Linked DNA regions of Homo sapiens: region 2 is linked to region 1. A link is a contact called in ENCODE Hi-C or POLR2A ChIA-PET data. All regions are on one chromosome and are shown on one strand. Each heading gives the region's core, a stretch centred on a gene start or an enhancer-like site at or near the end of the contact. The rest is flanking DNA. Distances are from core to core; before and after follow the strand shown.

The links. Hi-C counts contacts between places; a loop is a spot of excess contacts on that map. ChIA-PET counts read pairs that join two places held with the same protein, here RNA polymerase II (POLR2A). Pooled maps may share reads with other maps.
Region 2: a map with no recorded cell type shows a loop between it and region 1 (3-fold over the local background). The contact joins the promoter of COMMD7 here to the promoter of TM9SF4 in region 1. A Hi-C loop is called at or near these places in 1 of 37 single-sample maps with no recorded cell type and 4 of 50 pooled maps. POLR2A ChIA-PET finds 5 or more read pairs at or near these places in 2 of 52 experiments (BJ and CD4-positive, alpha-beta memory T cell).

What each region holds. Positions count from the first base shown.
Region 1 is chr20:32,104,393-32,111,145 of GRCh38, reverse strand. It overlaps TM9SF4 (transmembrane 9 superfamily member 4), which reads right to left and starts at 1,432. Exons shown (of 18, transcript NM_014742.4): 1 at 1,391-1,432. The coding sequence starts at 1,405. RefSeq lists enhancers at 426-1,168, 1,332-1,511, 1,169-1,913, 916-2,115.
Region 2 is chr20:32,741,324-32,747,600 of GRCh38, reverse strand. It overlaps COMMD7 (COMM domain containing 7), which reads left to right and starts at 4,134. Exons shown (of 9, transcript NM_053041.3): 1 at 4,134-4,293. The coding sequence starts at 4,210. RefSeq lists enhancers at 1-750, 2,639-3,583, 4,471-5,298, 5,968-6,277 and silencers at 3,879-4,108, 4,289-4,358, 5,343-5,517.

The sequences.
Region 1 (6,753 bases), core at 183-2,682:
CTGAAGTTCTAAATAAGGAATCCCTCATTAAACAAAGGTAAGTTCTCAGTCAGCTAAGAGAAGGAGGGAAAATTGCTACCAGTCAATAATATATCCCTGTTTGGAGAAAACCAACACCAAATTATTTAAGCCAGAATCTTCCTTTGCTAAAGTCAAATGTCATTTCCTTTTCTCTGAGTCTTCCTTGTCATTCACTCCCCGGACGAAATTATCTGCTGAGGAGGCAGTATGCAGGAAGACCCAGGAAATCATTCTGGACTAAGTGACTTCAATTTTAGTTCTGGTCTCTTGACAAGCAGAATTTGAACTAAACTTTTAGAAAAAGGGCCAGTCCTTCAAAGATTTACTTCCAAGGTTCTGCACCAGGAGCCCGCAAGCTCTGACCCAACTTCCAAGCATGGCTATTTTACCTCCACCCTCATCCACACACAGACTTCATCCCAACATATAGCTTCATAATAAAGAGCCTTCATCCCTAACGAGCTGTGTGGCCATGTTGGGGAATGGGAAGGAGAGCAGTGAGGTGGGGCTATTAGTGTTTTTCAAAACGTAGTTCACAGACCACCTCCACTATATAATCACTAGAGTGCTTATAAAAGGGCAGATTCCTGGGCATCACCTAGCCCTATGGAATTAGAATCTCTGGGAGTGGGGCTGCTCAGGAAACTGCATTTTTAGCATGCCTCCCCCTACACACCTCGAGATTCTTATGCACAGTAAAGTTTGAGAACCAACAGGGTAAAAGGTCCCTAAGAGAGGGGCAGGGAGTTGACTGAGAGAAGACAGGAAGGGCAGGGAAGCCTCTAGGGATGAAAGATGGGGGTGGGGTAGGTGAAGGCAAGCTCTGGGGTAGCGGCAGTCAAGGGGGTGCGCGATGGGGACAGCTATGAGTGTAAGTGAGGACAGGGCTCTGAAAAGGATCTGAGGCAGCGCTTGGGCTGGGAGGGTGGTCAGAGGAGAGGTCACATCTGCGGACTGGTTATGATGGTGGGGAGGCGGGGAGAGCAGGGTCTGGACGTGACGGGGAGGAGCAAGGATGAGAATAACGGGAGGGGGTCTTCAGAGGGGTCAGGACAGGGAGGTGAGAAATGGAAAATGGGGCTCACAGTGGGCGGAGACCAAAAGTAGAATGGGAACCGGCGAAGGCAGCAGCCGAGGTCTTCCTCCGAAACGGCGCCTCCCCCAAAACTCGGGGCCTTCACAAGCCTGAGTGCAGGGGCAGGGCCAGGGAGGTGGATTTCGGGGAAGACAAGCCCAGTCAGAGGTAGCCCTCAGGCCTGAGTCAGGGGTCCCGGAGGTGGCTCAGGGCCAGGCATGGGGTGCTGGAAGATCCTGGGATACCCCGGAGGGCCCCGCTCCAGCTCCCGCTCCCGGAGTCTCCTTCACTCACCATCGCCGTCGCCATCTTGGATCCACGTGTCGCCGTAATGACGTCAGCGGAAGTGGTGCTCCCTGGTTACGGAGTTTAACTCCACAAGGTGGTCGTCTGGCTTCAACCGCTCCTGTAGTGGCGGTCAGCAGAGGGGAAAAGGAGTCTTAGCTCCTGCTCGACAGTCTGGTCTGGGAAAGTAAGGTCGCTGATTAGGTGAAGAGAGAGAACGGTGTAACTAAGGAAGCCATATTAGCTCCTGGCAGAAACTGAGCCTCCCTTATTCCCGCTGCATTGTGGGTAATGGGGGTGTGCGAAAGTGCGCTCGTGCTCTCAGCGCCATCTTTACTACTGGCAGGAAGACCCATTGCCAGGGTTACCTGAGACCTTGATTTGAGGGAAAGGGTGGGCACTGGGGCTCCAAGAGCAGTACGACTCCAAGAATAATTTGTAATTATATATTTAAGTATTTGTTTGATTTTAAGTATTTGTTTGACTATCCTATATCCTCTTTAGTAGACTGTAATCCCCATGAGGGTGGACCCTGTTTTTTTGTTTGTTCGTTTTTTACCTTGCTCTTCCTCATTCCCATCTGTGAAATGGGAAGGGGGTTGGTTCATCATAGGCTTGTGATGAGGATTCAGTGACACAGTATTACATAGGATGTATTCAATAAATAATTGTCAGTATATGTTTATGTATACTCCTTTGGGCTTGTGGTAGATGCCCAATACATTATTTTTTAAATGAACGAGTGAAAACCAGCATATTCAGTGGAGGGAGATATCTCTGAATGTGGACGTCATGCACTAGCTTAGTGTGTGACTCCAGACAAGTCACGCAATCTTCCTAAGCCTCAGTTTCCAAATCTGTGAAAAAGAGACTCAAAGAATCATGGTATTAAGGTTGGGAAAGAACTCAAAGTTCATTTGACCCATGTATATCACTTTAAACTGAATACAGTACCAGTGCTATCTTAGACTGTTTTAAAAAAGCTATTAAAAGAATAATAATGATTAATAATAATCATCAGCACTTGCCGAGCATTTTGTGTGCTGCAGCACTTAGCATTATGCTAACAGTTCATTAGACTCTTTTTATCTAATTCTAGGGGGCAAGGGACAGTTGAACTCTGATCCCCACCTATGGGCACCACTGTGGTGGATTTTCTGCAAAGATGGCTGCCACGTAGTTCTGTCCGTCCTTGCATGATGAGCATACGGTTTCTCTCCTCAAGAGATAGACTCTGTTTTACCTCCTGTTGAATCTGGCTGGTCATGTTGGTTGCTTTGACCAATAGGATGTGCTACAAGTGATTCTGCCAGTACTGAGCCTAGGCCTTAAGAGGATTGAAAACGTCTGATTCTACCTTCTTGGTTATAAAGAAGTGTAGCTACTCTGCTGGAAAGGCACCTGGAGAGAGAGGGAGGCCCAGCCAACTCCTCAAGACATTCTAGAAACTACAGCTAAGCACTATAATATGTAACTGAAGTCATCTTGGACATTCCAACCCCCACTGAGCTACTAGCTGAATGCAGCTACATGAATAACCTCATGAACACCATGTGGACCAAAAGAACTGCCCAGCTAAGCCCAGCTTTAGAGTGGGGTGGTTTATTATAGATCATTTCAGTAATAGATCATTGAAACACACACCCATTAACTCTTGTGACCTGCACAACCATCCTGAAGATTGGCAGATTGGCTATTAACCCCAAGGAGGAGGAAGCTTGAGAGACTAGGGGGAATTTGCTGCAGTCTCATAGTTTCCAGACTTGGAACCAGTTTTCCTAGAGCTTCGATCCTGAGTGTTTCCCACCATTTCTAGCTGCCTGAAGAAAGATAACTGATAAGGAGCAAAGCTCCATAAATGGCCTATTATTTTTTAGTATTTCCATTTTTTTTCTCATGCTTTGTATTTTTCCCTAAAGGCCTTTCATATCCCAATCTCTTTTGGTGACATATGCCAGAATCCTAGAACTAGACTGCCTGGGTTCAGAACGCATTTCCACCACTCATTAGCTCCATAACATGGGCAAGTTTCTCTTTTTTTTCTGAAAAAAATTTTTTTTGAGATGGAGTCTCACTCTGTTGCCGAGGCTGGAGTGCAGTGGCGCAATCTCAGTTCACTGTAACCTCTGACTCCCGGATTCGAACAATTATCTTGCCTCAGCCTCCTGAGTAGCTGGGATTACAGGTGCATGCCACCAAGCCCGGCTGAGTTTTTGTATTTTTAGTAGAGATGGGGTTTCGCCATGTTGGCCAGGTTGGTCTAGAACTCCTGACCTCGAGTGATCTGCCTGCCTTGGCCTCCCAAAGGGCTGGGATTACAGGTGTGAGCCACTGGACCCGGCCTAAATATTTTTCATTGTTGTAAAATATGCATAACTAAATATTGACTATTTTAATCATTTTTAAGTGCACAAATCAGTGAAATCAACTACATTCACAAAGTTGTCAATCATTACCGTCATCCGTCTCCAGAACATTTTCGTCATCCCTAAAAATGAATATCCACATGCAAAAGAATGAAATTGGACCTTTATCTCACACTATATACAAAATCAATTCAAAATGGATTAAAGACTTATAGGGCCAGAAACTGTAAAGCTACTAGATGAAGACATAGGGAAAACTTGACATTGGCTTGGGCAATGATTTTTTGGATATGACACCAAAAGCACAGGAAACGAAAGCAAAAATAGACAGGTGGGATTGCATCAAACTAAAAAGCTCTGCACAGCAAAAGAAACAACAGAGTAAAAAGGTGACCTCCAGAGCTGAGGAAAATATTTACAAATCAAAAACGATCTGATAAGGGGTTAATATCCAAAATATATAAGGAGCTTAAATAACTCAATAGCAAAAAATCCCAAATAACCTGGTTTAAAAATGGGCAAGAGATCTAAGCAGACATTTCTCAGGAAACAGACAAATGGCCAGCAGGTAAATGGAAAGGTGCTCAACATCCTTAATCATCAGGGAAATGTAAATCGAAACCACAATGAGCAATCATTTCACACCTCTTAGAACCATTATTATCAAAACGACACATAATAAGTATTGGCAAGGATGTGGAGAAAAGGGAACTCTTGCATAAATTGGTACGGTCACTATGGAAAACAGTATGAATGTTCATCAAAATTAAAATTAAAAATGGAACTACCATATAATGCAGCAATCCCACTTCTGAGTATATATCCAAAAGGAAATGAAATCAATGTCTGCACCCCCGTATTTATTGCAGCACTATTCATAATAGCTAAGATATAGAAACACAGCAGCTGTAAACTATAATCTATGTTTAATATAAGTATATAACTATATATTTATAAATATAAAATATATATAATATTATATATAACTTTTTAAAAGGTTTATTTATCTATTTATTATTTATTTGAGATGGAGTTTTGCTTTTTGTTGTCCAGGCTGGAGTGCAGTGGCATGATCTTGGCTCACAGCAACCTCCGCCTTCCAGGTTCAAGCGATTCTCCTGTCTCAGTCTCCCGAGTAGCTGGGATTACAGGTGCCCGCCACCAAGCCAGGCTAATTTTTGTGTTTTTAGTAGAGACGGGGTTTCACCATGTTGGCCAGGCTGGTCTGCAACTGTTGACCTCAGGTGATCCACCCGCTTCGGCTTCCCGAAGTGCTGGGATTACGGGCGTGAGCCACCACTCCCGGCCTATTTATTTATTTTTGAATTTTCTTTTTGAGACAGAGTTTCACTCTGTCGCCCAGGCTGGAGCGCAGTGGTGCAATCTCAGCTCACTGCAACCTCTGCCTCCCAGGTTCAAGTGATTCTTTTGCCTCAGCCTCCCCAGTAGCTGGGGCTACAGGTGTTTGCCACCAAGCCCGGCTAATCTTTTTGTATTTTTAGTAGAGAAAGGGTTTCGCCATGATGGCCAGGCTGTTATCAAATTCCTGGCCTCAAGTGAGCCACCCATCTCAGCCTCCAAAAGTGCTGGGATTATAAGCGTGAGCCACTGTGCCCCGCTATTTATTTATTTTGAGACAGGGTCTCATTCTATCACCCAGGCTGGAGTGCAGTGGCACAATCACGGCTCACTGCAGCCTAGACCTCCTGGGTAGGTCTCCTACCTCAGCCTCCTGAGTAGCTAGGACTGCAGGCACCTGCCACCATGCCCGGCCAATATTTGTATTTTTTGTAGAGATGGGGTTTCACCATCTTGCCCAGGCTGGTCTCAAACTCTTGGGCTCAAGTGATCCACCTGCCTTGGCCTCCCAGAGTGTTGGGATTGCAGACGTGAACCACCGTGCCTGGCCAATATTATTTATTTATTTATTTTTTGAGACAGGGTCTCACTCTCTTGCCCAGGCTGGAGTGCAGTGGTACAATCACGGCTCACTGCAACCTCAATCTCCTGGGCTCAAGTGTTTCTCCTGCCTCAGCCTCCTGTGTAGCTGGGACCACAGTTGCATGCCACCACAACCAGCTAAATGTTTAACTCTTTGTAGATATGGTGGGGGGGGGGGTCCCACTTGTTGCCCAAGCTGGTCTCAAACTTCTGGGCTCAAACAATCCTCCCACCTTAGCCTCCCAAAGTGCTGGGATTATAGGTGTGAGCCACTGCACCTGCACCTGGTCAACTCTTTTTTCTTAGTGCTGAATAATATCCCATTATGTGAATATACCACAAGTTGTTTATCCATTCACCTATTGAAGGACATCTTAATTGTTTCCAAGTTTTGGCATTTATGAATAAAGCTGCTGTAAATATCCATGTGCCATTTTTGTGAGTGTGTGTAGACGTAAGTTTTCAACTCATATGGGAGCACAATTGCTGGATTGTGTAGTAGGTTATGCTTAGTTTGGTAATAAACTGCCAGATGCCTTCCAAAGTGGCTGTACCGTTGTGCATTCCCACCAGCAATGAATGAGAGTTCCTGTTGCTCCACATCCTCCTCAGCATCTGGTGTCATCAGTGTTTTGAATCTCAGCTATTTTAGCAGATACGGTTTTTTTTAATTGTTGGGTTTTAAGAGTTCTTTATATATTGCAGATACCAGTCCTTCATCAGAGATATCTTTTGCAAATATTTTCTACAAGCTTGGGAATCACATTTTTCTTTTCTTTTCTTTTCTTTTTTCTTTTTCTTTTTTTTTTTTTTTAAGACAGAGGTTTGCTCTTGTCACCCAGACTGGAGTGCAATGGTGTGATCTTGGCTCATTGCAACCTCCGCCTCCTGGGTTCAAGCAATTCTCCTGCCTCAGCCTCCCGAGTAGCTGGGATTACAGGCGCCCGCCACCATGCCTGGCTAATTTTTGTATTTTTAGTTGAGACAGGGTTTTACCATGTTGGCCAGGCTGGTCTCGAATTCCTGACCTCTGGTGATTCACCCACCTCGACCTCCCAAAGTTCT
Region 2 (6,277 bases), core at 2,885-5,384, 630 kb before region 1:
TCAAGCGATTCTCCTGCCTCAGCCTGCGGAATAGCTGGGATTGCAGGCATGTGCCACCACACCTGGCTAATTTTTGTATTTTTAGTAGAGACAGGATTTCTCCACGTTGGCCAGGCTGGTCTCGAACTCCCGACCTCAGGTGATCTGCCTGCTTCGGCCTCCCAAAGGGCTGGAATGAGATTCAGCATTTCTTTTTCTTTCTTTCTTTCTTTTTTTTTTTTTTTTGTGAGATATAGTCTCACTCTGTCATCAGGCTAGAGTGTAGTGGCCCGATCTCGGCCCACTGCAACTTCCGCCTCCCGGGTTCAAGCTATTCTCCTACCTCAGCCTCCCTAGTAGCTGGGACTACAGGCGCTTGCCATGACGCCCGGCCAATTTTTGTATTTCTAGTAGAGACGGGGTTTCACCATGTTGGCCAGGATGGTCTCAATCTCTTGACCTTGTGATCCGCCCGCCTCGAGCCTCCCAAAGTGCTGGGATTACAGGCGAGAGCCACCGCACCCAGCCTGAGATTCAGCATTTCTAACAAGCTTCCAGGTAACGCCTGCACTGCTGGTCCAAGGAACCACACGTGGAGTATGAGGGATTATTAAATAACTTGGTGAAATGCGAGAGTCCTGTGTATGTAAAACGAAAACAAATCACACAACCCCAGTGACCTGCGATGTGGAAAAAGACTGGAAAAAGGCCGGGCGCGGTGGCTCACGCCCGTAATCCCAGCACTTTGGGAGGCCGAGGCGGGTGAATCACGAGGTCAGGAGATGGAGACCATCCTGGCTAACACGGTGAAACCCCGTCTCTACTAAAAATACAAAAAATTAGCCAAGCGTGATAGCGGGCACCTGTAGTCCCAGCTACTCGGGAGGCTGAGGCCGGAGAATGGCGTGAACCCGGGAGGCGGAGCTTGCAGTGAGCCGAGATAGCACCACTGCACTCCAGCCTGGGCGACAGAGAGAGACTCCGTCTCAAAAAAAAAAAAAAAGACTGGAAAAGAAGAGTCACCATATTCCTATAGTATTGGGTGTCAGTTTCAAGTGAATTCCTTTCCTTTTCTGTATTTTCTGTCACATGAGCTAATTCCGTTCCACAAATACAGTATTTATCAAGTGACTCAGCACCAGTCACTGTGGAAGCAGAAATGAAAAGAAATCCAGTGGTTTTCTCCAGGATGTTAAAAACAAAACAAAACTTAAAACAGGTTCATTTTATTTTTTATACCTAAACAGTTGATTTAACACTTAAAGATATGAAGAAATGTAATGCCCTGATGGGGATCTTCTTTTTTTTTTCCCCCAACTATTTATTTATTTATTTTTGAACAGAGTCTTGCTCTGTCGCTCAGGCTGGAGTGCAGTGGTGGGATTTCGGCTCACTGCAATCTCTGCCTACTGGGTTCAAGCGATTTTCCTGCCTCAGCCTCTAGAGTAGCCGGGATTACAGGCATGAACCACCATGCCCGGCTAATTTTTGTATTTTTAGTAGAACCAGGGTTTCACTATGTTGGCTAGGCTGGTCTTGAACTCCGGACCTCAGGTGATCCACCGGCCTCAGCCTCCCAGAGTGCTAGGATTACAGGCATGCGTCACTGCGCCCAGCCCAGATCTTCTTTTTTAACAAGGTTAAAAATATTTAAAAATAAAAATTCCGGGCCAGGTGCAGTGGCTCACGCCTGTAATGCCAGCACTTTGGGAGGCTGACGCAGGTGGATCACTTGAGGTCAGGAGTATGAGACCAGCCTGGCCAATGCGGTGAAAACCCATCTCTAGTAAGAAGACAAAAGTTGGGCCAGGTGCGGTGGCTCGCGCCTGTAAACCCAGCACTTTGGGAGGCCGAGGCAGGCGGATCACCTGAGGTGGGGAGTTCAAGACCAGCCTGACCAACATGGAGAAACCCGTCTCTACTAAAAGTACAAAATTAGCCGGGGTGGTGGCACATGCCTGTAATCCCAGCTACTTGGGAGGCTGAGACAGGAGAATCACTTGAACCCGGGAGGCGGAGGTTGCAGTGAGCCGAGATCTCGCCATTGCACTCCAGCCTGGACAAAAAGAGCAAAACTCCGTTTCCAAAAAAAAAAAAAAAAGACAAAAGTTAGCTGGGTTTGGTGGTGGCCACCTGCATTCCCAGCTATTCGGGAGGCTGAGGCTGGAGAATCACTAGAACCCGGGAAGCAGAAATTGCAGTGAGCCGAGATTGTGCCACTGCACTCCAGCCTGGGTGACAGAGCCAGAATCTGTCTCAAAAAAAAAAAAAAAAAAAATTCTTGCACGGTGAGTAGGGCCTCTGAGTTCCTGTCTGTTTGTCACCCGAAGGTTTATTCTCTTCCAGGTACTCCAAACTCGGACTGTGTCCTGTACACATTCTCAAAGCACCTCCTACTTTTTGGCATCCCTTAATACTTTCACACACACTTGCGTCTGCCCCCTGGGTCAATTCTGACTTCTCAGAGGCCAGGCACTGCATCTGGTTCATCTGGTTGTGTCACTGTGGAATCCCCACCCCCTATCATGTCATGGTATCTGCCTCACAGCAGACCTTCTTTTTTTTTTATGGAGATGTGGTCTTGCTCTGTCGCCCAGGCTGGAGTGCAGTGGCGCCATCTGGGTTCACTGCAGTCTCGATCTCAAGATCTCAAGTGATCCTCTTGCCTCAGCCTCCGAGTAGCTGGGACCACAGGCATGTGCCACTCAATATTTGTTGAATGAATGTATGAATGATATAATGACTGAAGGGGATGGGCTTGGCCTTTGGGTAGAAGACTTTTTTGTTTTTTCTTTGAGACGGAGTTTCGCTCTTGTTGCCCAGGCTGGAGTGCAATGGCGCGATCTCGGCTTACCGCAACCTATGCCTCCCGGGTTCAGGGAATTCTCCTGCCTCAGCCTCCCGAGTAGCTGAGATTACAGACATGCACCACTACGCCCGGCTAATTTTGTATTTTTAGTAGAGACGGAGTTTCTCCATGTTGAGGCTGGTCTCAAACTCCTGACCTCAAGTGATCCGCCCGCCTCAGCCTCCCAAAGTGCTGGGATTACAGGAGTGAGCCACCGCGCCGGGCCGGGTAGAAGACATTTTGTTTATACTTTTACAGAAGGGATTTTCAGGAAAGGGTAGAGGAGAGGAGGAGGGCTGGTGAGGAAGGCCAGCCAAACCCCCCACATTTCCCTGCTCCAGGTTTCTCGGCATTACCTCTTTACCCTCAAGGCTGGACTTAGGGGCTAGGTGAAGCCCTTAGGCTTGGCGTTCAGTTCCTAGATTCTGGGTAGCATGTCTCTATTTTCTCATGTTTCCAGTGGGGATTAGGGTAATATTCACCTGGGAACTGTGAGGAGCCCCTGGGAAGAGAGGGCATGGGGGTTAGAGTGTTTGAGGGGCTGCAGTGATGATCACGGTCTCAGTAACCTCCCCTCACCCACCTCACCACCACCCTCCCTGCCCCGCACAGTCAAAGCCCTCGCACTATTTTGAGGAAACTTTGGTAAGTCAGTTTCTTCCACTCCAGAAGGTCTCAAAGTGTAGTCCCTGGGTGCTTATTGGAAATGCAAATTCTCAGGCTCCACCCTGGCCTTTCGAATCAGATCCTCTGGGGGCGGGGCCCGGCAATACCAGGTGATGCTGGGGTGATGCTGATGCCCTTCCAAGGTTGAGACCTAGTCTCTACTCTGATGTCAGCTCTCCGAGAGACACTCTGGCCTGCTTTGTTCCCTTCCCTGTCCCCAGTGTCTGGCATCGAGTAGGCTGCCATAAATATCTCTGGAGTGCATAGTAACAGTGATGATGATAATAGCAGCTAGCCATTGATTGAAGACCTCTTGTGTGCCGGTCTCTGCGTTAAACATTTCTGGAGGCTTAACTCATTTAAGGAGCTACCCCAGCCATCATTTTCTCAGATGGTGAAACTGAGGTTCAGAGAGGCCAAGCGCCGTACCCAAAGGTCACTCAGCGGGAGAGCTGGCAGGAAACCTCGCGTCTGCCGGTGCCGGCGCCGCCCCTGCCCCTCCCCGGAGCCCGGCGGCCGCGCGTGTCCGCGGCCCTGCGAGGGCTCCCCGGCTCCGGACAGCCCAGGGCGGCCGGGGGAGGAGTGCGCTGCGACGGCCGTGGCGAAAGTGCGGTTGTGGATGCGCGGAGAGGCCGGCAGCGGTGGCAGCGGCAGCGGAGGAGGAAGCTGAGCAGGGCGGCGGCGGCGGTGGAACCTGCGGGGCTGGGGCGCGCGCCATGGGCCGCCTGCACTGCACTGAGGACCCGGTGCCGGAGGCCGTGGGCGGCGACATGCAGCAGCTGAACCAGCTGGGCGCGCAGGTGGGCCCGGCGGCGGGGCGTGGGGCGCGGGGCCCAGGTGATTCCAGGATCCGGGCCTGGGGTGGGGGGGACGTCCGGGGGTGCGCGGGAGTTGGGAGAGACTAGACAGAGCGGCGTCTTGTGGGCGTTTGGGGTGTGTGAGGTGGGTTCGGGGCGAGGCTAAGGTGAGCTGGGGTCTGAGGAGAGTGTGGGGAGCCAAGGGATCTCCGGAGGCCTAAGGGCCACCTGAGGGGTCCGAAAGGCTTTGTGGGGTCTCAGAGATGGGACTACGGGACCTCTGCGGGGTCCTGGGGCCGAGGAGAGCTTTTGGGGTCCTAGAAGAGGGACGGAGGGGAGTCTAGATGAGGCTGAAGGAGTTTGGGGAACTGAAGGAACAGACTAAGGGCGTGGGGAGTTTTGGGGAGCAGTGGGGTCCAAAGGGAGATAGATGTTTGGCAGGGAGGCCGAGGAAGCCTGAGGGGAGTGGGAGGGCCCGAGAATCTGAGGGGGCCCGGGGAAGCTTGGCCTGGGCTGCCGTCTTACATCTCAGTGTGACATGAGTGTCAGTAATAGCCAGGCCCCACTGGGGCTCTGTGGGCCTGAGGGGCTCGATCTGGGACAAGGCTGATGACACCTTCCACCTCCACCCAGTTAAGGAGAGTCACTGGGATTCACATGGAAAGAAACCTTATACACTGTGTACAGTGGGGGTCTTCATCCTCGATGGTAGGGGAGCTAGCAAAGCCTTTTTCTCCCCCTTCAGGCTGCAGGTGCCAACCAAGGCAGTCTTGGAGGCATCCTGCTTCTGTGCTGGTTGGGATGCCTTTTCATACCACCAAGGCTGCTGAAATAGGTGAGAATGACACTTCTCACCCCCACTGGGAAGATACATCTATTTCCCCCGCTAGGTTGTCACTTCCCAGGAGGTAGCGCCCCTCTTCTTTCATCTCCATACCCCCCACAACTTCCCACACAGTAGTGCTGCTTGCGAGATAAAAACCAAACTTAGAACTTGTAACGACAGGAAGGTTCTAAGCTTGAGCTATGCAATAGAAAAATTTGCAAGCCACATTTCTAACTTTGCATTTTGTAGTAGCCACATTTAAAAATTAAATAGAAATGGAAATTAATTTTTTTTTTTTGAGACGTAGTCTCATTCTGTCACCCAGGCTGGAGTGCAGTGGCGCGATCTCGGGTCACTGCAACCTCCGCCTCCCAGGTTCAACCAGTTCTCTGTCTCAGTCTCCCGAGTAACTGGGACTACAGGCACACGCCACCATGCCCAGCTAATTTTTGTATTTTTAGTAGAGATGGGGTTTGACCATGTTGGCCAGGCTGGTCTTGAACACCTGACCTCAGGTGATCTGCCCACCTCAGCCTCCCAGAGTGTTGGGATTACAGGCGTGAGCCACTGTGCCCAGCCCTGAGTTTATCTTATGCAAGCATCCTAGAGTTTATTTACACAAACCTACTGCACCCTAGGATATATGGTATAGCGCATTGCTCCTAGGCTACAAACCTATACAGCATGTGACTGTACTGAATACCATAGGCAACTGGACTATAATGGTAAATATTTGTGTGTTTAGACAAATCTAAATAGAAAAGGTACAGTACAAATACAGTATAAAAGATAAAAAATAGGCCGGGCACGGTGGCTCACACCTACCCTAGGACTTTGGGAGGCCAAGGTGGGCGGATCACAAGGTCAGGAGATCGAGACCATCCTGGCCAACATGATGAAACCCTGTCTCTACTAAAAATACAAAAATTAGCTGGGTGTAGTGGCGGGCACTTGTAGTCCCGGCTACTCTGGAGGCTAAGGCAGGAGAATCGCCTGAACCTGAGAGGTGGAGGTTGCAGTAAGCTGCGATTGCACCACTGCATTCCAGCCTGGGCAATAGAGTGAGACTTCATCTCAAAAAAAAAAAAACAACTTTCTAGTTGGGTACGGTGGCACAGCTACCACAGTAGTCCCAGCTACTTGGGAGGCTGAGACAGGAGG